Regions from separate parts of the Homo sapiens genome. Here regions 2, 3, 4 and 5 are each linked to region 1. Evidence: chromatin contacts called from ENCODE Hi-C or POLR2A ChIA-PET data. All regions are on one chromosome and are shown on one strand. The core of a region is the stretch at or near the end of the contact, and the rest is flanking DNA. Distances in the headings are between cores, read along the strand shown.

What was found. A loop is a pair of places that touch in the nucleus more often than their neighbours do. ChIA-PET counts read pairs that join two places held with the same protein, here RNA polymerase II (POLR2A). Pooled maps may share reads with other maps.
Region 2: a loop to region 1 is called in a pooled map, with 5 times the contacts of the local background. The contact joins the promoter of PRR13 here to the promoter of NR4A1 in region 1. A Hi-C loop is called at or near these places in 7 of 50 pooled maps. POLR2A ChIA-PET finds 5 or more read pairs at or near these places in 2 of 52 experiments (H1 and activated B cell).
Region 3: a loop to region 1 is called in a map of naive thymus-derived CD4-positive, alpha-beta T cell, with 24 times the contacts of the local background. The contact joins the promoter of SP1 here to the promoter of NR4A1 in region 1. A Hi-C loop is called at or near these places in 1 of 168 maps with a recorded cell type or tissue (naive thymus-derived CD4-positive, alpha-beta T cell) and 7 of 50 pooled maps. POLR2A ChIA-PET finds 5 or more read pairs at or near these places in 1 of 52 experiments (activated B cell).
Region 4: a pooled map shows a loop between it and region 1 (8-fold over the local background). The contact joins the promoter of AAAS here to the promoter of NR4A1 in region 1. A Hi-C loop is called at or near these places in 6 of 50 pooled maps. POLR2A ChIA-PET finds 5 or more read pairs at or near these places in 2 of 52 experiments (PC-9 and activated CD4-positive, alpha-beta T cell).
Region 5: a map of ascending aorta shows a loop between it and region 1 (3-fold over the local background). The contact joins the enhancer-like site here to the promoter of NR4A1 in region 1. A Hi-C loop is called at or near these places in 1 of 168 maps with a recorded cell type or tissue (ascending aorta) and 3 of 50 pooled maps. POLR2A ChIA-PET finds 5 or more read pairs at or near these places in 1 of 52 experiments (HepG2).

What each region holds. Positions count from the first base shown.
Region 1 is chr12:52,049,365-52,054,403 of GRCh38, reverse strand. NR4A1 (nuclear receptor subfamily 4 group A member 1) reads right to left here and starts at 2,962. Exons shown (of 7, transcript NM_173157.3): 1 at 2,836-2,962; 2 at 1-77. The coding sequence starts at 75. It overlaps LOC107984510 (a long non-coding RNA gene), which reads left to right and starts at 3,250. Exons shown (of 2, transcript XR_001749148.3): 1 at 3,250-4,370. RefSeq lists enhancers at 1,298-1,417, 2,269-2,826 and a silencer at 2,918-3,327.
Region 2 is chr12:53,439,463-53,444,501 of GRCh38, reverse strand. PRR13 (proline rich 13) reads right to left here and starts at 2,768. Exons shown (of 4, transcript NM_018457.4): 1 at 2,710-2,768; 2 at 1,769-1,807; 3 at 729-1,111. The coding sequence starts at 1,787. RefSeq lists a silencer at 2,771-2,920 and enhancers at 3,211-3,300, 3,031-3,796.
Region 3 is chr12:53,377,632-53,382,670 of GRCh38, reverse strand. SP1 (Sp1 transcription factor) reads right to left here and starts at 2,495. Exons shown (of 6, transcript NM_138473.3): 1 at 2,373-2,495; 2 at 858-1,012; 3 at 1-561. The coding sequence starts at 2,379. RefSeq lists enhancers at 301-550, 963-1,721, 2,572-2,866, 2,699-2,998, 2,902-3,402 and a silencer at 1,829-2,458.
Region 4 is chr12:53,318,701-53,323,739 of GRCh38, reverse strand. AAAS (aladin WD repeat nucleoporin) reads left to right here and starts at 2,130. Exons shown (of 16, transcript NM_015665.6): 1 at 2,130-2,397; 2 at 3,048-3,175. The coding sequence starts at 2,275. RefSeq lists enhancers at 1,964-2,013, 2,094-2,283, 3,502-3,591.
Region 5 is chr12:53,221,038-53,226,076 of GRCh38, reverse strand. All of the region lies in intron 3 of RARG (retinoic acid receptor gamma), which reads left to right. Among named protein-coding and RNA genes, the nearest start is that of RARG, 8.7 kb to the left of the region's middle. RefSeq lists a silencer at 4,144-4,493. Within about 2 kb of position 2,521, at least 21 of the 41 ENCODE cell types and tissues checked have a DNase peak (open chromatin) inside an H3K27ac peak, as active enhancers do; they include ascending aorta, where a contact is called at or near this core.

The sequences.
Region 1 (5,039 bases), core at 1,713-4,212:
GGGGTCGCTTGCCAGGTGGTCACGGGGTCCCGGACTCGGTGCTGGTGTCCCATATTGGGCTTGGATACAGGGCATCTCTGGAGAGAGAGGAGACCCCAGGGAGGGAAAGGAGAGTCAGTGGGACAAGCCTATAGCCTTGTCTCAAAGTATTTGGGCCCCAGAGCAGCAAGGTGGCAGGAATCCCAGCCTAAAGATGAGACAGAGGCACCGGGACCAGAGCACCCAGGAATCCTGACCCCTGGCCTGAGTACCATCTCGACCTAGGTGCCACAAAGCCCCTGGGCAGCGGCCCAGCATGAGTGGGCTCCATCAGAAGGCCAGCCACACCCTAGTCAGCCTGGGAACCCTAGGGGAGGCATACAGCCAGCATTTCTCTGCTAGAACAGGGGGAAGCTGTGTTCCTCCAGCCCCCTGCCCCTCCCCCATGGGGAAGGCATGGTGGGGGCCGGGAGAAGGGTGAGTGGGAGAGGCAGCCCAGCAAAGCCTCAGCCCAGCTCCCAGGAGCAGCTCCCTGGTTGTTTCGCCAACCAGGCACTTCCTGGGAATACTCCCAGGCCTCTGCAAAGCCCCTTTTCTCCTCCCCTCGCAGTGCCTAGGAAGAAGGACATCGTGAAAATGGAAGAGGAGCTGGAAGTGAAAGCCCACCTGCCTAAGAAGGCAGCCTAATGCAGAGGCCCTAGCCTGTCCCCCATTTCCACCCCAACCCTGCACACTGAGCAAAGGCAGCAGATCCCAAACCCACCCCAATCCTGCCATCTGGGGCTGGGAAGCCACTCTGCACTGCTCGAGATGCTCCCAGAAGCAAAGAGGAAGGGAACCTAGGCCTCCTCATCGGTAACCTGGCTCCAGACCTTTAAAGGCCATTTGCTGGGGACAGGGCAAGGGGGGAGGAAGGAGACCACAGCCCCCTGGACTCTCAGGAGAATGGACAACAGTACCTAAAAAGAATGTTCTGCTGCCCCCAGTTATCTTAATAAGAGAACTCTGAGAGTCCAGCAGAAGACTTAAGGAGAAGCCTGCTGGTGGGTGGGTGGAAGACATTCTGCCCCTGCCTGGGTCCCTCCACTAAAGCAGGGTCTGTGCCCTGAAGAATCCAGAGGCTCAGGCAAAGGGGGTTACACAGCCCCAGTCCCGAGGAGCCTGAAGAGAGCCTGAACAGAGATAGCATCATTCAGGCAGATCCTTACATTCACAGAATGGTCAAAAAATAATGCAGAGGAGGCTCCAGGACAGTCTCCCTCCCAACCTACACACCTGGGGTCTGCGTAACTCTGGCCTCACCAGTCAATGAGGGAAGCTGGAGAAGAAATCAAGCAGGAACAGAGTACCATAATCAAGGGGTGCAGTGATGGGGGCAAAGGCTGTCACCACCTCCTGGCCAAGAGCCCAGGAAGTCCTCTCTGGTCCTAGCCTTCCTTCTAACTCCACAGGCCCTGAACAGGGCACCTCCACCCCTAGCCTGACAACCAAGACAACAGAGACCCTTGTAGCTCAGGCCCCACACACCCAGTGGCACCAGTCCACAGGCATGCAGCACCCTGCGAGAGGTGAGGGTGGCCACATCTGCCTGCACTAGGACAGCCTGGCCAGGGATGGGCTGGGGGTGAAGGAGGAAAGACAGCAGTTGGGCAGAACTGGGCGCTTGTTCCTGCCTTATTCAAATCCTGTTTCTCCACCTGGACGTCCCACATCCGGATCAACCCCCATCAGTCCCTCCCCCTTCATGCAGGTTCTTAACAACACAAGATATGGACCTACATCTAGCCTCACAGGAGGGGGGAGCAGTCCCACAGGAGGAGGAAGAGGCGGGGTTGAAGGAGGCAGTGGGGAGAATCCGGCTTCAGGCAGGTCTTGGCAACAATGTGGCTTGCACCTGTTCTGCTGAACAAGCCTCAGGCTGCACCCTACCTGTAAGATCCAACAGAGACTACTGGGGGAGGGGGCATAGGGATGATCAGCATCTGGAGCTGGAATGGTTGGGAGGTATCCTCTAGGCAGCACCGCCCCAAGACTCCAACACTGGCAACTTCTATCCAGGATCCCCAAGGACAAGGGTTTCCACCTCTGTCTCTCTTTCTCTCTCTCTCTCTCTCTCTCTCACACACACACACACACACACACACACACACACACACGTGATCCAAGCCCCAGCGAAATCAATTCTCCCTGTGCTTACAGAGACCCTGCCCCGACCCCAAGAAGCCTCCTTTATTCAATACACAGCAAGCAGCCCTCCACAGGTCAGCCACCAAGCCAGTCACTTCCTTCAATGATCCGGAGGCTTCCTAACGCACCTCAGACAGAAAGTTCAGGGTGGGGAACCCCTGCCAACTCAGCCACAGCCTCTAAAGTGTTAAGAAAACAACCGGGACACTGGGAGGGAGCTGACAGGCTGGGAGGAAGGAGGGCCTTTTGGAAATCCAATCCCAGTTAGAATCGTACGGATCCCAGCAGCGCCAAAGCTCTGTGTACCTGTTCCCCCACGGTGCTGTGACCCCCATCCACACCCACCCAAGTTCAGAGCACCGTGCGCCCAGTTGGGCACCCTAGGAGACTGAACTAAGGCCAGCCGCCTGCTGGACAAGTCCCTACTCCCGGCGCCAACCCCAACCCCCTACAGCTTCCACTTTGCAGGTAGTCAACCTCCCCTACCTCCTACCCCGCACCCAGTAGTTTCCAGTCTGACCTGGGTTCTCATCCCGTTGTGCTACAGCTGCACACTACACCTACCCTCTTGCATGCCGGCCCTACAACATCCTCTCTGCCCGCGCGTACACCCATCTCCTTCATGCACCGCTCCTAAAAACAGATGCACGTTCCCCGAAGGGAACCTACCCGGCCGGCTCCCGCTGCCCCTGCCCGGACTGGCGCCCCGAGTCTCAGCCTGGTCCCTGGTCCCGCGTGCGCTCCCGAAGTTCTTCTGTGCACTCCCCCAAGTTTCGTAGCCTCCGCCACTGGGACTCCCCGGCCGAGCCCGACCCTCCTCTTAAGCGCTCCGTGACGCACGGGGAGGGGCGGGGGCGCCACTGACGCAGGCCGCCCGTCGAGCTTTGGCCATACAAGGGCGCGGGGGGCGGTGCGGTTCCGGCGGGAGGCGGCCAGGGGGAGGTGCGGCCCGGGGAGCCCGAGGGGGCGGGGCGAGGAGGGGGGGCCTGGAATGTCTGCGCGCGTGACGCACGCGGGGTTCCATTGACGCAGGGAGCGCGGATTGTTTGATCTATAAATAGGCTCCTCGCGCCCGCCGCGCCCGCTAAAAATAGCAGCTCCCAGGCCCACTAGGCTCCCCGCACCGGACTCGGGTCCCAGCTGGGGGCCCCCAGGTCCAGAATAACCAGCGGGAGGGCCAGAGCCCGAGAAGGGGCGCTGTAGAGACGCGGCCGCGGGGCTTCCCCGGATGAGGATCTCCTCACTCTCCAGTTGCTCCCGGGAGCCAACCGCGCCCGGTCCCTCCGGCTCCCTCCGAGCCTAGCCCCGCCTTTACACCTTCCCAAGCCCTTCCTGGAGCCCTAGGGTGTCGCTGCTGCCGCTGCTGGGCGGTCAGGACAGGCCGCGGGCTGAGGCGGGCAATTCGGACACACCCTGGGGAGCCTGCGCCCTCACCTCAGCCCTAGGCGCAGCTAGTGCACAGGACGCGGCTTCCCCAGCAGGGTCTCAGGCTGAGAGGCTGCCCCTGAGACGTCAGTTAGAGCCCTCGCTTAGTCCCTCCAGGCAGTCTCCCTACACAGGACCTTCCCGAGGGCAGGCGTTGGCCAGGCCCAAGCTCGGCCAACAGCTCTGGCTCCGCTCCACAAGCTGAACTTGGTTTCGCACCGTCCCCTCCCCAGCCCCTTACAGGGGGAGTGCACCCTAGTTGGGAAATTACCGAATTTCAGAACCGGGTGGAGCCTGAGAAATCTTTTCAAACTTGTGCCAACTCTTCCTCATTTTATAAACAAACAGGCTCAGAGAAATAATGGCACTTGCTGAAGGTCACACAGCCAGGTGGTGGCACACTGGGTTGGAACCCAGGGCCACAGACTGCATCTCTAGGGATCTCTCCACGCCTCTTATCAATACCCCTCCCCCTGTCCACATCAGGGAGCACCGGCCCTCCCAGCCTACCTCCAGCACCTGTGGGGAGGCAGCTCTGACCAGTTATCACCTGCCCGGTGGAGTGAGGAACAGCCCGCCAGGGCCCTGCTGGGCACAGACCAGGCTTCAGCCACCTGGAGCCTTCCCTGGTTTGGCCGTCACCCTTCCACCCTGATCTCTCCTGAGCCTGGGGAGCCCTCACGGAAAAGTAAGAGAAGAGGGAAGGGCAAAAAAACAAAAACAAGGAAAAGAGAGCCCTGCCACCCCACTGCGACCCCCATCCATTCCCCTTCTCCCATGTAAGTCAATATCCATGAGTTTCTGCTTCCATTGAGCCTGCACCCACCCACCCAGTTCTCAACTCATCTGGTCACCCCATAGGACTTTCTCTGCCCCGGAGGCTCTGCCGGCCCGATTTCCACCCTCAACCCCCATCACAGTTTTCCCACACCCTTGTCTCCAGCCCCCGCTTCTGCCCACTCAAAGGTCCCACAAGCACCTCAAATTTCATCTGTTCCAGACAGAACTTGTCATTTCTGCACCCCCTGCCTGCCACCTAATCTCTGCTCCTGGCTCCTGATGCCCCATTTGCAACTTTTCACTGTTTCCTGAAATTCTTTTTTGGAACATCTCTTGGGTCCTTTCCTCTCCCCGTTTTTGTTTTGTTTTGTTGTCTTTGAGACAAGGTCTTGTTCTGTTGCCCAGCCTAGAATGCAGTGGCATGATTATGGCTTACTGCAGCCTGGACCTCCCAGGCTCAAGCCTCTTGCCTTGGCTTCCCAAAGTGCTGGGATTATAGGCATGAGCCACTGCACTCAGCCTCTCCCGCTTTCCTACTGCCAGCCACAGCCCATGCCTCACTGGTCCCACAGACCAACTGCCTGCGCCCAGTGACCACTCCTCCTTTCCCACACCCATGAAGACCATCCATTAGCCTGCCTGTCTCCTCTTTCTAAAGCCTCACTGTC
Region 2 (5,039 bases), core at 1,519-4,018, 1.4 Mb before region 1:
AAGAATTAGCCGGGCGCGGTGGCGGGCGCCTGTAGTCCCAGCTACTCGGGAGGCTGAGGCAGGAGAATGGCGTGAACCTGGGAGGCGGAGCTTGCAGTGAGCCGAGATTGTGCCACTGCAATCTGGCCTGGGCTAAAGAGCGGGACTCCGTCTCAAAAAAAAAAAAAAAAAACCTCCTTAGTCCTAGGCTTTGTTAGAAGCCTAGTCACTGACTGCTCTTGTCCTCACTTTTTCTGCTGGATGATAGGGCAAAGGACCCATGTAATTAACACAACGCCCTAAGAACACTGATGAAAGAGAGAAGGAACTTCTGGAACTAGGGACAGATTAATTCTGTTAATTATTATAAGACCTTGCTTTGTCAAAGGAATGACTTTGGTATTTTGACAATGTCAGTGGGCGTGTCCAACTTGCTAGAATATGCACCTGGCGGGAGGGGAGCAAAAGTTCTGGGAGAGTAGGGCAGAAAAGATTTGGCTTTTGATTCTAAAATCCATTCTAAGGCTCACCCTAACTCCCCCCAGATAGGAGAAGCCTGATGTTTATTTTCAAGATAATCAGATTCTTCCCAGTAGCAATCTTTTATAAAAAGGAAGAATCATCTACCAGAGCGACACAATTGTCATCCCTCACGTCCACAGAATGTGAATCCCCCTCACCCAACCCCTGCCTACCTAGTCCCTCTGAGGGGGGACTCCTTCCCTAGCCAGTCTCCAGAGGGTACTGACCTTGCCATGCTTGTGGTACTTGTGGTGCTTTTGGTGCTTGTGCATCTTTTTATGAGCTTTCTTCATTTTCTTCTGCATCTTCTTGTCTACTATCACTGCTGGTCCAACCATGCCAGGAGCCAAGGGATTCACAGGAGGGATTCCAGGGGCAGGCGGTGGGTATGGAGGAGGGTAGGGACCCAACGGTTGGCATCCTGGATACCCTGGCTGTGGCACAGGATGAGGGGGCCCACCTGGGGGGAAAGCTGGATTGCCATGGGGAGCTCCTGGGGGAGGAGGACAGGGGCCTGGGGGAAAGGGTGGATTAATAGGTGGTGGGTGGGCAGGATTGGAACCTCCAGGGCACCCAATATTGGGGGGATATGGATTTGGCCCTGGCTGCCCTGGTGGAAGAAGCAGAGAATAAACATTAGAATTCCCCAGAGTCTCCAACAACAAACAACAAAAAGAAAGAGATTCTTTCTCACTCAATACTTAAAGGGAAACGGAAAGATGACAAAGAAGAATGGAGGGTAGGGGAGACAAACTTGAGTTGGGGAGAAAAGGGGGAATGTCCCTGGAAGGGCTAGGGAGAGGAGGGAGACAGTGAACTCTGAGGAAGACAAAAGCACTGGTCAGTCCAGGCGCGGTGGCTCACGCCTGTAATCCCAGCACTTTGGGAGGCCGAGGTGGACAGATCTCATGAGGCCATGAGTTTGAGACCAGCCTGGCCAAATTGTGAAACCCCCATCTCTACTAAAAATACAAAAAGTAGCCGGGCGTGATAGCATGCGTCTGTAATCTCAGCTACTCCAGAGGCTGAAACAGGAGAATCGCTTGAACCCAGGAGGCGGAGGTTGCAGTGAGCCTGGGCAACAGAGACTCCATCTCAAAAAATAAATAAATTAAATTAAATTAAAAAGCACTGGTCAGCTCTAGACTAAGGACTTTGCTTTTGCGGGTACAGCAGGTCGGGGGTAGGGGAGCTGATACAGAAACTTCCTGTTATAGAGCCCATCAGAAAAAGGGTTAGGGGTGGAACAGAACCCCCAAACACCTACCGGCATTGGGATTCCACATGTTTAGGTGTGTCCTCCAGCCTGAGGAGAAAGAAATGAGGCAAAAAAGATGACGGTCTAGAGGTAGGAAGTGGACTTAGCACCGGAGCCCAGCCCTAACGTCTTCCACCCCACAGTAGGCTCTCCTACCTGGAGAACTACCACAACTTCCACATAAGAAATGTCTCTTTTCTGGCTGGGCGCGGTGGCTCACGCCTGTAATCCCAGCACTTTGGGAGGCCGAGGCGGGTGGATCACGAGGTCAAGAGTTCGAGACCAGCCTGGCCAACATCGTGAAACCCCGTCTCTACTAAAAATCTAAAAATTAGCCGGGCGCGGTGGCGGGCACCTGTAATCCCAGTTATTCGGGAGGCTGAGTCAGGAAAATTGCTTGAACCCGGGAGGCAGAGGTTGCAGTGAGCCGAGACCGCGCCACTGCACTCTAGCCTGGGCGACGGAGCAAGACACCGTCTCAAAAAGAAAAGAAAAGAAAAGAAATGTCTCTTTCCACTTGTTTCTTCGCCCTCAATACCTACTTGGTTCCTAACACAGGAATCTAGTTCCCAGGGCCCCTCCACCCAGGTGGAAGCGTCTAACTCTTCGGAAGTAGGCAGTACCCGCGAGTCTCGGCCCCACCATCACTCATCTCCCTTTCCCTGGAACTGAGTACGGAGGCCTTTAACCACGCACAGAGTAAGAAAGGATCTCAAACAACTTTCTCTCTCCCTGGGGAGGACCCCACCTCAGGCTAAAAAAAGGATACGCCTCGAGGCGAAGTAAGAAGGAAGTTGCCCAAGAACCTCAAATACTTAAATATGTGGACACAGCCCCCTTCCTCCAAAAAAGAAAAAAGGCAAATGAAGATCCTAGCCCCAAGCTGCGAAGAGACTCTTGACCTAGCAAGGGGAAAAGGAAAAACCTATGGAATCCAGATACCCCATCACCTTTCCACCGCCGCCTGGGCTTGCTGCGTTCTCCTTCGCAGTCTCGGCTCTTCCTAGTCACCCAGACCCCGTGCTTCGGCACCCGCCTCTGCTACTGCCTAATTGGTAATTATGTGGCCGCTCGACTGATGATTAGACAACAAACTAATCAATCACTCTGGTCCGACTGAGGAGGAAACGGTTGCTCTAGGGGCGGAGCGGAGCCCTTTACGGCTAGGCCAGTACCGAGAAGCCGGAAATCTCCTGGGGGCGGGGCTAGGCGGAGAGCGCTGGAGGGGGCGGGGCCAGCTGCTGGGCAAAGTCCTAGAGACACCGAGAAGAAACTCTTCCCTTGCTCTCTTACCTCATGGTTCACTGGGTGCAATACCTTGTAAAATGAATACACTATGGTAAGTGTTGTAATACAGATATAGACAGAGTTCTCGGCAAGGGCAGAAGAGCTGCTGAGTCCCAGCCCCAAGCCTCAATGTTCCCGGCTCCGTCTTACACTCGCAAGGGAAGCAAACAAACATTCTTGCGGAAGATACAGAGATTTCATAATCTCTCCCAGGATTCCCTCTCTCAATTGCATAGCTCCGCCATCTGTCAAGTAGCCTAAACCAGAAACCAAGGAGGGCGTCCGTGATCCCTCTGCCTCCTTCACCTCCCTTACCCCAAATTATCAGTTTTGTCTCTCAAATATATCTGGAATCTCTCCACTTCTCTCTGTCTTCCCTGCTCCAAACCTCCCATCATCTGTCGCCTGGATTCATCTCTCCCCTGAATTGCTACAATGGCCTCCCTACAATGGCCTCCCTTTTTTTTTTTTTTTTTTTTTTTGAGACGGAGTCTCGCTCTGTCACGAGGCTGGAGTGCAGTGGTGCGACCTCGGCTCACTGCAACCTCCGCTTCCCGGGTTCAAGCGATAATCCTGCCTCAGCCTCCGAAGTAGCTGGGACTACAGACGCGGCTAATTTTTCTATTTTTTAGTAGAGATGGGATTTCACCATGTTGGCCAGGATGGTCTCGCTCTCTTGACTTCGTGATCTGCCCGCCTCGGCCTCCCAAAGTGCTGGGATTATAGGCGTGAGCCACCGTACCCAGCCTTTAAAAAAAAAAAAAAAATACAAGTGGCCGGGCGCAGTGGCTCACGCCTGTAATCCCAGCACTTTGGGAGGCCGAGGCAGGCGGATCACAAGGTCAGGAGTTCGAGACCAGCCTGGCCAATATGGTAAAACCCCGTTTCTACTAAAAATACAAAAATTAGCCGGGCGTGGTGACATGTGCCTGTAATCCCAGCCACTTGAGAGGCTGAGGCAGGAGAATCGCTTGAACCCGGGAGGTTGCAGTGAACCGAGATCACGCCATAGCACTCCAGCCTGGGCAACAGAGCGAGACTCCATCTCAAAAAAAAAAAGAAAGAAAGAAAGAAAGAAAGTGAGCTAGGCATGGTGGCACATACCTGTAATCCCAGCTAGTGGGAAGGCTGAGGCATGAGAATCGCTTGAACCTGGGAGGGAGAGGGTGCAGTGAGCCAAGATCATGCCACTGCACTCCAGACTAAGCAACAGAGCAGGACTCTGTTTCAAAAAAAAAAAAAAAAAAAAGTGGGATACAAAAAAATTTAAGACAATAAATTTTATGCCAAATATGTCATATTAAACTAAAGCATTTGAAATATTTTAAACTTTTTTTCTTTTAATTTTTATTTTTAGTGCTGGGGTACATGTGCATGATGTGCAGGTTTGTTACATAGTTAAATGTGTGCCATGCTGGTTTGCTGCACAAATTTTGCTGCACCAATAAACCCATCAGCTAGGTATTAAGCCCAGCATGCATTAGCTATTTTTCCTAATATTCTCACTCCCCTGACCCTACCCCCCAACAGGCCCCAGTGTGTGTTGTTCCCCTCCTTGTGTCCATGTGTTCTTACTGTGTAGCTCCCACTTGAGTGAGAACATGTTCCTGCATGAGTTTGCTGAGGTTAATGGCTTCCAGCTTCATCCATGTCCCTATAAAGGACATGATCTCATTCCTTTTTATGGCTACATAGTATTCCATGGTATATATGTACCACAGTTTTTCAGTCTATTGTTGATGGGCATTTGGATTAATTCCATGTCTTTGCTATTGTGAATAGTGCTACAGTGAACATACACATGCATGTATGTTTGTAATAGAATGATTTATATTCCTTTGGGTATACACCCAGTAATGAGATTGCTGGGTCAAATGGTATTTCTGGTTCTAGATCTTTGAGGAATCGCCACATCGTCTTCCACAATGGTTGAACTAATTTACACTCCCACCAACAGTGTAAAAATGTTCCTATTTCTCCACAACCTTGCCAG
Region 3 (5,039 bases), core at 1,246-3,745, 1.3 Mb before region 1:
CAGGCCTTGGAGGGGGACAGCCTGCTGGAGTAGGTTTGGCATAGCAGCAATGATGTTGCCTCCACTTCCTCGATTTGTGATAATCTGTTGGTTTGCACCTGGTATGATCTGTATTTGACCAGAACCATCCTGCTGCACTTGGGCCCCAGTGGCAGCAAACTGCAGCTGTTGCCCATCAACGGTCTGGAACTGTGGGATTACTTGATACTGAATATTAGGCATCACTCCAGGTAGTCCTGTCAGAACTTGCTGGTTCTGTAAGTTGGGAGCGGCAGCCACAACATACTGCCCACCAGAGACTGTGCGATTCTTGGAAGACTCACTGCCATTGCTGCCATTGGTACTGCTGCCACTCTGTTCCTTTGAGGTAGGGGTAGCCCCAGAGGAGGAAGAGATGATCTGCCAGCCATTGGCACCCTGTGAAAGTTGTGTGGCTGTGAGGTCAAGCTCACCTGTTCCCCCTGACTGACTCGGGCCCTGGGAGTTGTTGCTGTTCTCATTGGGTGACTCAATTCTGCTGCAAGTTGCTGCCAGCAGAGCCAAAGGGGATGGCTGGGACTCCTGGCCGAAAATAAGGGAGAGGAAAGGAGTTAGTGACACCCAGCTGCCAGCCTAGGGGGCAGTATACAACAAATAAACAGCAACGTAGTGCAGACAAGGAGCAAAAAACAGAAACAAAAAGCTGACCTATCTGTATTGCTGAAACTCCTTTGTCTTTGGGGATCTCCATTCTCTTACTTCCTTATCTATAAAATGGTTTAGTCTCTCCCTAAAACGCTTTCTGTGAAGAGTAAGGCAATTATCTAAGAATATTTACATCTTCTCAACACCTTCCCCACTCTATGATTATCACTTACCTGCCCTCCTCCTCCAGTGCTGCTGCTACTGCCTGTGCTGCTACTTCGAGCCTGTGAAAAGGCACCACCACCATTACCATTGCCCCCATTATTGCCACCAACTCCTTTTTCAATTTTCACCACAGCTGTCATTTCATCCATGGAGTGATCTTGGTCTAAAATAATTAAAAAACAAACAACGTAAACTTGAGGGAAGAAAAGAAATGAAGTAGGAAGGATAAAAGGAGGCTATGATGAAATAGCAATGACTAACAGGAAGGCGAAAGCCACCAGTATAAAGAAAATGGATTGGAGGGCAGAGGGGAGCTGCAGGGCATGCAGGACATGAACTAGGTTCAATGTGCCAAAAGTGGGCCTTAATTCTCCCTTGTACAAAATTAAACTAAGAAAACATTCAAAAAGTGCTTTGGGGATAGGAAATGTGAAGGACGGTAGGCATGGTGAGAGTTTCTAAATAAGAAAAAGTATCCTAAGGGAAAAAAAGGAAAAGGACAGGTAAGGCATAAAACAACATGTGGGTGCATGGAAAGCTTGCTAAAATTAAGTTTAAAAGAGATGGAGAGGCCAGGCGCGGTGGTCACGCCTGTAATCCCATTACTTTGGGAGGCGGAGGCAGGCAGATCACCTGGGGTCGGGAGTTTTGAGACCAGCCTGACCAACATGGAGAAACCCTGTCTCTACTAAAAATACAAAATTAGCCGGGTGTGGTGGCGCATGCCTGTAATTCCAGCTACTCCCGGAGGCTGAGGCAGGAGAATCGCCTGAATCCGGGAGGCAGAGGTTGCAGTGAGCCGAGATCGCACCATTGCATTCCAGTCTGGGTAACAAGAGCGAAAACTCCGTCTCAAAAAAAAAAAAAAAAAAAAAGACAAACAAAAATCCAAGTGTGAAAAGTAACGAGAGGGGAAAAAGAAGTAAAAAGTGTGAGTAGAAAAACATTTGTGAATACTGCTAAGGAACTAAAGGGATCTACAGGTTAGTAGTCAGAAGGTTTCGGGGCGGAGGGCGGGCCCTGAGGGAAAGGGCGGTTTCGGGGTGAGGGGCGTGGAAAGGGCGGGACGGTGGGGGGCGGGGGGGAAGGGAAATCTACGGAAAGTGGGGGGAGGAGGGCCTTGGAGCAGGCGGCGACCAGAGGGCGGACCAGGCAGGCGGTTGGCCCGGGCGGGGCCTTCGCTGCTCGGGCCGCCCCCGCGGCTCCAGCCCCCGGCGGGAGGAGCCTCAGGCGGGCGGCCGAGTAGTGGGGGGTAAGGCCCGTCCCCCGTGGCCGGGGCGGGCAGGGGGCGGGCGAGGCCACGCTGCCCCCTCCCCCGGGGCGGGCGGCCCATCCCCCTCCTCCTCGGAGGCCCCGCCACTGCCCCGTCTCCCTCCCTTCCCTCCGCCCCGGGCGGGACCTAGGCCGCCGCCGCCGCCGCCTCCCGCCCGCCCCCGCTTCACGGCGGGGATCGCCCGGTCGGCCCTCGCGCGCGCCCCCTCACTCGCCTCCCACCCCTAAGCTTGGAGTGGACTCATCCTTACCGCTCATGGTGGCAGCTGAGGGACAAGCTCAAGGGGGTCCTGTCCGGGGGGGTTGGGGGGGGCCGGGAAAAACGCGGACGCTGACGAGGCAAGCGAACCCGGACCGGACAGGGAGGGGGGGGTAAGGAGGAGGGAGCAGCGCGCCACAAGCCCAACCTAGGCCCCGCCCCTTCTCTGCTGCCCCGCCCAATGAGGGAGGGGGAAAGGAGGGACTTGCAGAAGAAAGACGGTGGAATTATCCAATGGCAAGACTCGCTTGCTCTCCAAGGCGTGTGAGACTAAGTTGCGTGCCTGGTGTCCGCCTAAAAAGACCGCCCTCTCAGTGTTAAAAGCCAATGAAGGATGCAGGAAGTGAAGATGGGCGGGAGCTGGAGATGATTGGCTTGGAAGGAAACCAGTCAACCGGCAGGCGGGCTCCCTGAGACGTAGGGATAGGCAAAGCTTTGATAGGAATGACAGAACAACGGCCAACCAGAATCCGGGATATGCTTGGGCAAAATCCTAGTGGGCGGAGAGGTAAGAAGTAGGCAGGAATAGGAGAGGATGAAGCTGATTAAAACCAATCAGAAATCAGGCGGGCAGCCAGGAACGTTATGATTGGAGTTAGACTGAAAAGAGACAGGAAAGGACGCATATTGACGTGAACTAAAAGCCAATTAAACGCCGAATTAACTGAGGGCGGAAACTTGGAGTGGCAGAGGAGAATTGGCGGCTCCCTCAGTTATTCAATCCAATGAGGGGACGAAGTAGGCCTGGCACCGCCTCCTAGTTAGCCAATGGGCGTTACTGGAGCTGCCCATCATGAGGGAGGGAAGAGGGCTATGCCAAGAGGAGACCGTCGCCATATTGGCCCTCCTCAGGGGACGTTGTTACAGTCATTAGGTGGGACGCTTTAGCGGAGTCCTGCAGCTCAACAGGTGTCAGAGCCAAGGCATTCGGCGCGCAGTTCCGCATCAACACTAGGACTTGTTTGCGTCTTCATTTAACTGCCCCTATAAAGTACCTCTCAAATCTTACCCCCCTCCCGGGTGGTCGGACAGGCGGGCAGATGCCTCAATGTCGCTGCAAGCCCTGGGAATGCAGGCGGGACGAGATCTGGTGACAGCACTCACCGAATAAGTTAATACTGAGCTGACCAATATGCAGAGTCTCCGTGAGACTCCAGAAAACGCGATTTTATTAAGTTCCCCCAGACAAAGGCGCTAACCACTTAAACGACTGGTTAACTTTTCAAGCCTTGAGGCTAAAGTGCGGATAAGTCACTTCCATTTTTTCCCCCTTAATAGTAAATACCGCCTATGCATAAAGCAAGATAGCTGAGCTCCAGCTTTTTGCAATCACGAAGGTTAAGAAACTTTACTGCAGGCACCTGGATTTCTGGCCTCCTCTTTATCCGTGTTTTGGTGGAGCCGGCCTTAATAGCTTGTCAATGACACGATGAGGTCATGTCCTTCAGTATTTGTATCTTATATGTTGTCACCTGCTTATATGTTCTTATGTTTTAAAATGTGAATTCTCCTAAACTATTTTAAGCCCTTTGAAGGTAAGAACTGAGGCCTCTGCTGCTTTAAACAGGTAAAAAGGTGAAGTGATTGCTGACTGCCTACCGTGTTAGGTGCCTAAGTCAGGGAGGCAGTTAGTATTCCATGTCATCCTTAAAAGGAAGATTTTATTAAGTATCAGCTATATTATGTATTTTATAAGTGAAGACATTTAGGCTGAGAAGTGACTTACCCAAGGTCACAAAGCAAATGAGTTGTAGTGTTAGATTCCAACCCAGAATAGTTCCACCAAAAGTTTTCTATAAATTCTTGAGGGAATTAAACTGCCGCCGGGCGCAATGGCTCAGACCTGTAATCCCAGCACTATGGGAGGCCGAGGCGGGCGGATCGCTTGAGCCCAGGAGTTAAAGACCAGCCTGGGCAACATGGTGAAACCCCGTCTCCACAAAAAATAACAAAAATTAGCCAGACGTGGTGATGTGCGCCAGTAGTCCCAGCTACTCGGGAGGCTGGGGTGGAAGAATCGCTTGAACCCAGGAGGTTGAGGCTGCAGTGAGCTCAAATCCTGCCACTGCACTCCAGCCAGGACAACAAAGCAAGACCTTGCTCCAAAATAAGTAAATATATAGACTGGGCGCGGTGGCTCATGCCTGTAATCCCAGCATTTTGGGAGGCCGAGGCAGGCGGATCACCTGAGGTCAGGAGTTCAAGACCAGCTTGACCAACATGGAGAAACCCCGTCTCTACTAAAAATATAAAACTAGCCAGGCATGGTGGGACATGTCTGTAATCCCAGCCACTTGGGAGGCTGAGGCAGGAGAATCGCTTGAATCCAGGAGGCAGAAGTTGTAGTGAGCCAAGATCGTGCCATTGCACTCGGGCCTGGGCAACGACAGTGAAACTCCATCTCAAAGAAAAAAAAAAAAGTAAATATATAGATGCTTTTTAATTTTTACTGTCTAGCTCCTGAAAAAAAAAAAAAAAAGCCTACTCCCAGGACGGATCAAATGGCATCATCCTCTTAGATACCTTTATTATAAAATTTATCAGAATACATGACAATTAATTTCATCTCTCACTGTATCAAGGTTTCTCAAAATGAAATGTCACACACTCTCAGAATCCTCTGGGTTCTTTTTTCAAAAAAGGCAGATTCCTAGATTTC
Region 4 (5,039 bases), core at 881-3,380, 1.3 Mb before region 1:
ATTATTCAATGAGACTGGTAGCTCTTGGGAGTGGGGACAGCCTTCTACATCTTCAAATCACTTAACATTTGTTAATGAACTCTGACCAAGGTCACCTAGTTGATGGCACAGTTATAGCTATTAACCTCTGACATTTGTTTAGCACTTTAAAATTTATTAAATAGCTTCATTTTATTATTTTGTATGGAAAACAACCATATGAAATAATTAGGACACTGCAAATGAGAAAAGTGAGACTCAAAGAATTCAATGTTTTTTCCAAAGTCTGTAAGAGGGGCCCCCATTCTCTTTCTTTCTTTCCTTTCTTTCTCCCTCTCCCTTCCCTCCCATTTTTTTTTGTTTTGTTTTGTTTTTTGTTTTTTTTTTTTTTTGAGACGGAGTTTCGCTCTTGTTGCCCAGGTTGGATGGAGTGCAGTGGCGCGATCTCTGCTCACTGCAACCTCCGCCTTCCAGGTTCAAGGGATTCTCCTGCCTCAGCCTCCCGAGTAGCTGGGATTACAGGCATGCACCACAATGCCTGGCTGGTTTTGTATTTTTTAGTAGAGATGGGGTTTCTCCATGTTGGTCAGGCTGGTCTCGAAATCCCGACCTCAGGGGATCAGCCCACCTCAGCTTCCCAAAGTGCTGGGATTACAGGCGTGAGCCACCGCGCCCGGCTCTTTCTCTCTGGCTTGCTTGACAGGGTCTCGCTCTTTGACCCAGGCTGGAGTGCAGTGGTGCTATCTTGGATCATTGTAGTCTGGATTCTCCTATCTCAGCCTTCTGAGTAGCTGGACTAAAGACGCTTGCCACCACCACGCTGGCTAACTTTTGAATTTTTTGTAGATACAGGGTCTTGCTATTTTGCCCAAGCTGGTCTTGAACTCCTGGGCTCAAGAGATCAGCCTCGGCCTCCCAAAGTGCTGGGATTACAGGTGTGAGCTACCACACCCAGCCTTACTTTTATTCTTAAGTGAGAATAACTGGTTTGGGTGTATCTAGGTCCAATCTCTCTGTGACTCACTTTCCTCATGGTGACAGAACAGCACCCACCTTATGGGGTTGTAAAGATTATAAAAGCACTTATCGTAACAAGTGCTCAGGAAATAGTTTTGCAGCCCGGCAAGGTGGCTCAGGCCTGTAATCCCAGCAATTTGGGAGGCCAAAGCAGGCAGATCACTTGAGGTCAGGAGTTTGAGACCAGCCTGGCCAACATGGTAAAACCTCGTCTCTACTAAAAATACAAACTTAGCTGGGCGTGGTGAAGCATGCCTGTAATCCCAGCTACTCCAGAGGTTGAGGCAGGATAATCGCTTGAACCGGGGAGGCAGAGGTTGCAGTGAGCTGAGATAGCACCACTGCCTTCATCCTGGGCAATAGAGCGAGACCCTGTCTCTCAAAAAAATAAAATAAAATAAAGTTTTCCTTTTTGAGACGAAGTTTCCCTCTTGTTACCCAGGCTGGAGTGCAATGGTGCGATCTTGGCTCACTGCAACCTCCCCCTCCGGAGTTCAAGAGATTCTCCTGCCTCAGCCTCCCGATTAGCTGGGATTACAGGTGCCCGCCACCACGCCCGACTAATTTTTGTATTTTTAGTATAGATGGGGTTTTCAGCATGTTGGCCAGGCTAGTCTGCGAACTCCTTTCAGATGATCCACCCACCTCGACCTCCCAAAGTGCTGGGATTACAGGCGTGAGCCACCGCGCCTGGCAGGAAATGTTAGTTTTCCAACCGTCCCCACCTCCCTTTCCAGGACGCCTAACCGTGTGGGTGCAGCACTGTTCCTCCTCTCTGAGGCTTTTCCCTCAGCTTTCCAGCCAGCTGCCTGTGACATAGCCTGTATTTTCCTCTGGGTGATCCACAGGCCTGGGAGGATTAATTTGGTACTTCCCTGAATGTGGCTTATTTCGGGCTTTCTAAGCGCTAAGATAGTGAGTGGGAGAAGGTGTTCGGGAATTCGGAGCTGGGAAAAACAGTAGTCTCATGGAAAACAACAGAAAAAAACCCCACTCCAGCCTGGTAACCAACGGTTGGCCGGGGGACGTGTCCGCGCTGCTCCCCCTCCGGCCGCCAGGGGGCGCAGGAAGAAGCTTTGGAGGTCTGTCCCGGGACCGCGTACTCGTCCTTCTTTCCCGTTAGTCTTTTCTTCACTTCCGTTGAGTTCCGCCTCGCCGTTTGTCCCTTGCGGTACCCGTCCGCATACGAATCTAGCCCGGGAACCGAGTTGCGGGAGTGCGGTCTGTGCCGTTCCGGCCAGGAGTTTGCCGACTGCAGACGTCCTGCGAACCGGCAAGATGTGCTCTCTGGGGTTGTTCCCTCCTCCACCGCCTCGGGGTCAAGTCACCCTATATGAGCACAATAACGAGCTGGTGACGGGCAGTAGCTATGAGAGCCCGCCCCCCGACTTCCGGGGCCAGGTGGCCAGGGCGAGGAGGGAGGGGACCTACAGGCATGGGGGCGGAGTCGGGGACTACTGGGGAAAGGAGGCAGTGTGACAGGGGCAGGGTCACAGAGTCTGGCGGAGTGGAAACAGCTTGGCCCCGGCAGGAGGCTAGAAGGGCTGGAATCTGTTTTAGGACTGGGATTGGAGTATAACGGGGGAACGGTTAAGGAGCTGTGGAGGAGGCCTAGAGGGAATGGAGAGAATGAGGGAGAATCTAGGGAGTGTGAGGATGCGGGAGAACTATCTAAAAGTTGGGGACAGTATCTGGGGAGGATCAGAAGGATACAACATGGAACTTTTTTCCATGGTGTTCCTGGGAAGGACAAGGAAGGGAAACTGACATTTATTGAGCGTTTGCTATGTAAGAAAGAGGCTGAGTCAGGTGTTTTCTAAAAATGTCATATGGTTTCATAATCACAGCAACCCTATGAAATATTATTCTAGTTGCACAGATACGGGAGCTAAGACTTGTTTCCCATTCTCACAAGTGTTAGCTTTGTGGAAATGGGAAACAGACCTCTGGAATCTCTTATACTTAGCCCAGCGGTGGGTTGGAGATGGCACGGAATTAAAGATTTGGGAAGAGACTGAATCACCGTCACACTCCTCACTTTTGTGCTATAGTGGATCAATCTTCCTGTCCTACAACTGACAAAGGATCCCCTAAAGACCCCTGGAAGGCTGGACCATGGCACAAGAACTGCCTTCATCCATCACCGGGAGCAAGTGTGGAAGAGATGCATCAACATTTGGTGAGGCATGGCAAAGGGTTTCCTGGGTCACAGTCTGCAGATCCTGGAAAATGAGTCAACACCCCTTTACCTTGGGGTGTTCTTCAAAAGACTTTTATTCAGGCTGTCTCCACGAGAGCTGTATATCCTAAATCATATGAAATTTTTAGTCCTTATTATAGAACTCAAATGCTCAATAAATGTCAGGTTCCCTTCCTTGCCCTTCCCAGGAACACTATGGAAAAAGTACTTCCATTTCATCTCTAGTAACTTGCCTTGCTTTCTGGCTTGATTAGGTGAACCTGCTCCCTGCCCCCACCTCATGGCATTACCACTTCTGAGCTTTTACCTGAAGCTCAGCAAGATCAGATATAAGGTTGCACTGAATAATCTCCTACATAGGTCATCCACTTTGCACTTGTAGGAGTGGAGCTACACTACCTGGTTTCATTTTCTTTTTTTTTTTTGAGATGGAGTTTCACTCTTGTTGCCCAGGCTGGAGTGCAGTGGCGTGCTCAGCTCACTGCAACTTCCACCTCCCAGGTTCAAGCGATTCTTCTGCCTCAGTCTCCCGAGTAGCTAGGATTACAGGCATGTGCCACCACGCCCAGCTAATTTTGTATTTTTAGTAGAGACAGGGTTTCTCCATGTTGGTCAGGCTGGTCTTGAACTTCCGACCTCAGATGATGTGCCCGCCTTGGCCTCCCAAAGTGCTGGGATTACAGGCGTGAGCCACCGCGCCCGGCTCATTTTCTTTTTCTTTTTTTTTTTTTTTTTTTTTTTGAGACGGAGTCTTGCTGTGTTGCCAGGCTGGAGTGCAGAGGTGCGATCTCGGCTCACTGCAGCCTCCGCCTCTCTGGTTCAAGCAGTTCCCCTGCCTCAGCCTCCCGAGTAGCTGGTACTATAGGCATGTGCCACCACGCCCAGCTAACTTTTTGTATTTTAGTAGAGATGAGATTTCACCATGTTGGCCAGGGTGGTCTGGCCTCCTGACCTCAGGCCTGCCTTGGCCTCCCAAAGTGCTGAGATTACAGCTACTGCACCTGGACCTATTAATGGCACATATTAATTCCTTTAAGGGTTATTTATGCCAGGCACAGTGACTCACGCCTATAATCCCAGCGCTTTGGTAGGCTGAGGCCAGCAGATTGCTTGAGCTTAGTAGTTTGAGACTAGCCTGGGGAACATGGCGAAACCATGTTCTTTTCTCTACAAGAAAAGTACAAAAATTAGCTGGGTATGGTGGCATGCACCTTTATTCCCAGCTACTTGGGAGGCTTATGTATAGGAGGATCACTTGAGCCTGGGAGGTGGAGGTTGTAGTGAGCCAAGATTGTGCCAGTGCAGTGGCACTGAGTGAGACCTTGTCTCAAAAAAAAAAAAAGGGTTACTTAATATTTTTATTAATACCATTACCATTTGTAGGATAAATTCCTAGAAATTAAGTTGCTGGCTCAGAGGGTATGTTCATCTGTAATTTTGTGAGCTGTTCCAAATAGCCCTCTGTCAAAATGGTACATGTATATGGTCCCACCAGCAGTGTATGGGAGTGCCTGTTTTCCAACACATGTGCTGTCAAGCTTTGATCTTTGGTACTTCAGTACAGTTTAATGGGCATGCCTGTGTGTGTGAAGTTGAATATCAGTTTGTTGAAAAGCCATTCATTCCCAGGCTCCTTGTCTCCTACTTCTGTGGCTGCTGCTTCTCAGGGTTTTTGGTGGCTCCTCTTCCTGATGTCCCTTAAATGTTGGTGTTCTTGGGGCTAGATTTCCAGTTGATGCATCAGACCTGGTGTTCACGTGTTTGCCAAATTATCCTGCTTGAATATTTCGCAGACTTCATATATTCAGCATGCTCAAATCCAGTCTCTTTATTTCTCTCTCCA
Region 5 (5,039 bases), core at 1,272-3,771, 1.2 Mb before region 1:
TGCCAGGTCCCCAAAGATGTGTGGGGTCAGGAGACTGTGCTTCTTGGTTCTGGGGAGGATGGAAATGACTGCAAAGGAGGTAGCTTTTGTACCATAAGTAATCCAGAGAGGCAGAGGGGGTGTTCCAGAAGCATCCTCTCCTCCAGCGATGTGGATCTGGGCTCCTCCTCTCCCTGCAGGTCTGGCATAGAGCCTGCATGCTGTGCAGATCCCTACTTGTTCCCCAGGCCTGCCCTCTTTGGGTTAAGCCTTTGAGTGCTGACAGCAGCCAAGGCTTGGGCCTCTCCTCTCCTCCTCCCTCTGGGACCCCTCTCCTCCCAGTTGGTAGTCATTCCTCCTGGCCAGGCCATTACAGGTGGGGGTTCCAAGCTGGTTAAGAGAAGGCTTCAACTGGGGCCAAGAGAAGGTGATTGAAGGGCGGGGGAAAGAGCAATTTCAGAGACAGAGTTGGAGAGAAAAAGACAAAAAGATAAACGCACATCCTTCATGGCTCCACGAGCGCAGAGACAGAGGTAGAAGAGAAGGCGCCCTGCTTCCAGGAGGGGGCACGCAGAGGGTTGTGTGTCTGTATGTGAAAGGGGTGACTAGGCTGGGCTGGCAGCTCCACTGGAAAGAGTGTGTTCATCGGAGAAGGGGTGAGTGTGTGGTGCCTCCAGACTTGATGCAGTTGTGTGTGCCCAGCATCTCCCTGGGCCTCTGCTCATGTACAGAATTCCAGTGTGTGCAACAAAGAGTCAGTGTGAGGAGTGAGGAGGGATTTTGTAGTGCTGCTGACGCTGTGGCTGGCGTTTGGTGAAGCCTGCTGGTGGCATGTCTGTAGTCCAACAGGGGTTATTTGAGTGGCATGTAGGTGAACAAGACAGCACAAAGTACCCTTTTTGGAAACTACAGCTGGGCTTCCCCAGACTTCATTTTCACCCCATGAATCTGTCCTAGGGACCTGGGGAAGTGGGAAGGAACCACCCTCCCCACATGAATGTACTTCTGGCAGAGAACCCTACAACTCAGCCTCTTGGGACTTGATTTTCTCAGGTTCTGGGAGAGGCAAGTAAAGGAGATGGAGTGGAGAGGGAGAGGAGAGAGAATGGTAGTGGGGATAATGCTAGAGCTAGTACCCAGTCCCCAGTGACGTCCCCCTTGCGCCCCTGTGCCATGGACACACTGAGATCAAGGTCAGGGTTCAAAGTGAGATTAAGGTAGGGAAGTGGTCAGGCCGGGCTCCATCTTCGAAGGCCATGCTGAAGGAGGGGGCTGAAAGGAGAAATCCAAGGGAGGAGCCAGAGCCAGGGCAGGTAGCTGGGGAGGGTGCGGCTAGCCTGGAAGGACAGGCCTGGGCAGGGAAGTGGCAGGAGGAGGGAGGAGGGGAAGGCTTGGGGGTGGGTTGCTATGCGGCTTTAATGGGGGTGGGGCATGCAGCACCTAGTGGTAGCAGAGAGGAAGACATAGGGGAGACGAAGAGATCCAGGAGTCTGGGAAACCTTCCAGAGTGGGAGAGTAGCAGAAGGATGAGAGAGTGTCCTCTCTCATTTCTCCGACCTGCTGTCCCTTTTTGGCTGGGAGCATCTAGTGGAGAGGGTTTAGAGGCTTAAATCTGATGCCAAAGGCATACTCACATTGAGTTTGTGCATCTCATCACCCTCTCCCTTATTCTATGGATGACACACACACATTCTCTCTCACACATAGACTAAGAGAGGTGGCCCTTGAAGAGGTCTGGCACTTCTCCCTGGGGCTGGCTCTTGGATCTTATTGCTGGGTCCCTGGCACCTTGGGGACATCCTTGTTGAGAAGTGAAGTCTTGCTCTACTTCCTGGGGCTGTCTCGGGGTCTGAAGGGGGGTGAGACAGGCATCTCAGAACTGTCTGGTGGTGGAGGGGAGGCTCAGGGAGCACGTGCTGCTGAGGCAAGCACAGGCCTGTGCTCATGGAAAGCAGAGGGGTGTGTGTACGTGTGTGTGCGTGCGTGTGTGTTCATGCATGTGCATGAAACCTCAGGTGTCTGTGTCCCTATGTATCTCTATGTTTGTGAATCTTAGTGTGTTCTAGATTTGCTTTCTATAGGGAACAGAGTGTGATGAAAGAGAAGGGAAGCCTTGCCGTCCTCCCACCCCTGAGCAGATAGCTGTGGTCCTGATGACCTAGCCCAATTTGTCCTCTGAACCTGGTGATGCTGCCCTGGCCATGGGGCCACTGTCCCTGGGGCAAGGAGCCCAGATTTCACCACACTAAGTCACCACACATGGAGAAACTGAGGACAGGTTGGCACAGAGAAAGTCTTGCTTAAAAGAAACTGAAAAAGAGAGACTCACAGACAAGACAAGGGACAGCTACCCAGGCCCAAAGGTGCAGACACAGAGAAGCCAGGCACTGGGAGAAGCAAGGAGAACAAGCAGGCGGGTAAGGGCAGTGAGGCCTCCTCCAGGAAAAAACCCCAGTCGACTGCCTCTTTTCCCCTCCCCTCCCCGGTCTCTCCTCCTCCGGCACAGGCTCCAGCTCCAGGCCGACACAAACGGGGCTTTGATTGCAACAGGAAACCTCTTGGGCGGGGGGGGGGCGGGGGGAGCCGGGCAAGCCGCCGCCGCCAGGGCCCAGGCTGCACCCCCCTCTCCTGGCCCCCTACCCGGTCCCAGCCCCCATCCTGCCCAACGCGCCTCACATCCCTGCTTTGGGCCCCACTCTCATTCACACCTCGCTATTCTTCTGCTCTTCTGCTGCCCCCTCCTCCAGAGACCCCCCTCCCATTGCCCTTCAGGTGGGACTCCTACCTCAGGACTTACCCTTCTGGCAGGGCCTGCTTTACTTTGAAATGCCCCCTTTTCAGCTTTTCGAGGGAAGGTTTTAGAAAAAAGGGAGAATTTAGCGTGAGGAATTCAGAGCCAGTTATCCTCAAGCCCCATCCAGAAGGTGGCAAGGAGGGAAAGGCAGGGTGCATGAGGAGTTAGCTGTCCCTGCCCTGCCTCGTCCTGGCCAAACTCATCCTTGCCAGGGTGGCAGGGACTCTAAGGGGTGACCCCGAAAGAATCTGAGTGCTAATGGCTTTGTTAGTTGGGAAGGGGTACTCTCCTCTTTGCCTCTAGGGCTATGCCTTTGTGGGGCTCTAGCTGGGAGGGGGGTATGCCCTGGTGGTGGGGATCATAGGGAAGGGGGTGAGTCAGGCAGCAGCCCCCCTTCATACTCCCACCAGGATGGTGGAGAACATCTGGTTCCCATGAAATGCTAGAAGGCTAATGGGTCTAATTGCTGCAATAAGGGCTGGGGAAACTTTGGGGAAAAGAGGGGGCACTAGATCCCCCACCCTCTTACCTTCTCCCCAAGGCTGTACTAAGTCTGTCTAGAATGGGGGGGTCAGGGTTGATGGGGAGGGCGGGCCTGACACCGTAATGCCTGGTCCTAAGGACCCCCTCCATGCAATGCCTGGGATGCACACACAGATGGGGTGATGAGTGGGGTGCATCTGGTGAAGAGAAACGGGGGCTATTGAGGACTCATGGCTTCCTGGAGCCCTCCCCCAACTCCTCCTGTGCCCTCCTCCCAACCCCCCTCCCTGTGGCCTGGCCACTTCTGGTTCTAATTACCAACCAGGCAGGCCTGACTTAATTGGGACCTTTCAGATTTCTGAGGGGGAAGGGGGGTACTGACAGCTTGAAGTTGACTAATCAAGGCTCTTTCCCTCTTGTTTTCGGGGTACTCCCTATTTTGCACTTAACTGTTTTTGTTGTTGTTTGCTGCTGGTCAGATTCTGATTCAGAAAGTTCTTTCTTTCTCTCTCTCTCTCTCTCTTTCTTTCTCCTCCTTTCTCTTTCTTCCTTTTTCTTTCTTCTTTCTTTCTCTTTCTTTTCTTTCTCTCTCTTTCTTTCTTTTTTTTGTGGGGTTCGGGTGACTGGATTCAGAAATGGGTATTTGGGGTTGGGGGAGGAGAAGGGAGTTTACACTGGGTTGGAAAGAGCAGTGCATTCCCTCTCCATCCCTGCTTCAAGCCCCCTAGTCAGCCTTGCCACCCCGAGGTTTCCTCGCCATCCACAAGTCAGGCCTTTTCCCAGCCCCGGCAGCCCCCCGCCCCTCCCCCGCGCCCGCCATCCCTCGCCTACTCTGGCACCCCTTCCTGCCCTTTATTCTTCCAACAGGCGCCCCACTCCTGCAGCACCCCAGTGCGCCCCCCACCCGGTACAACAGATTCTTAGAAAAGCGCGCCCCGCCCTGGCCCAGCCACAGCCGCCTGGCGGGGGAAGGGCCGGGCCGGGCGCCGCTCCCGCTCCGCGGCGCTGCCCGTGTGAGCGGCGCTGACAGAGCCGGCTGGGCAGGCAGGCCGGGCGGCCCGGCGGCTGAGGGCGGGGCGCGGGGGAGGGGGGGATTTCCGGGAGTCGCCGCTGCTGGCGCTGTCCGGGGCCAGGGTCCCCCCATTCGGCCCTGCCGGGCCAGGGCAAACTTCTGACGTGGCCAGCCCCCCGCCCACCTCACCCCCTTCTCCGCCGGGCGAGGGCGCTCAGTGCCGGAAGGGGCAACCCAGGGAACAGTGTTGCGGCCTTGGAGAGCTGAGGGGCACTAACCGAAGGGAGGGCAGTTATGCCTAGGCTAGAGGGTATTTAAAGACCCTGAGAACAGTCAGTGACCAGAAGCGCCCCTATTGCCGAGGGAGCCCTTGGCAGTGAGAAACTGGAGGAGGGGAGTTGGCCATCAGGGGCAGATTCATCGAGGCGCAGTTGGCACGGCAGGCACAGCTTATGGGGTAGTTTTGTGCTCTAAAAGTGAAGTTATGTTCGAAGAAGGAGCATCGAGAGAGACGGTCGAGGCGCTTAGGGGGCGTCAGTTGCGGGATAAGGCTTCGGGGACTCGGAGGGAGGCGGCCCGGGCCGCGGCGGAGGGCGGACTGCTCGGGCTAGGAGGGGTAGACTCTGGCTGCGCTGGAGGGGGCGGGGGGACTCCGCGGCAGCGCTGAAGACGGCCTGGGCGGGGTGGGGCGGGGCCGGGTCAGGAGGAGGTGAGCGCGCTCGGCCACCCGCCCCGAGGGGGGTTCCCAGAGAGTTCACGGCGGGAGCGCGC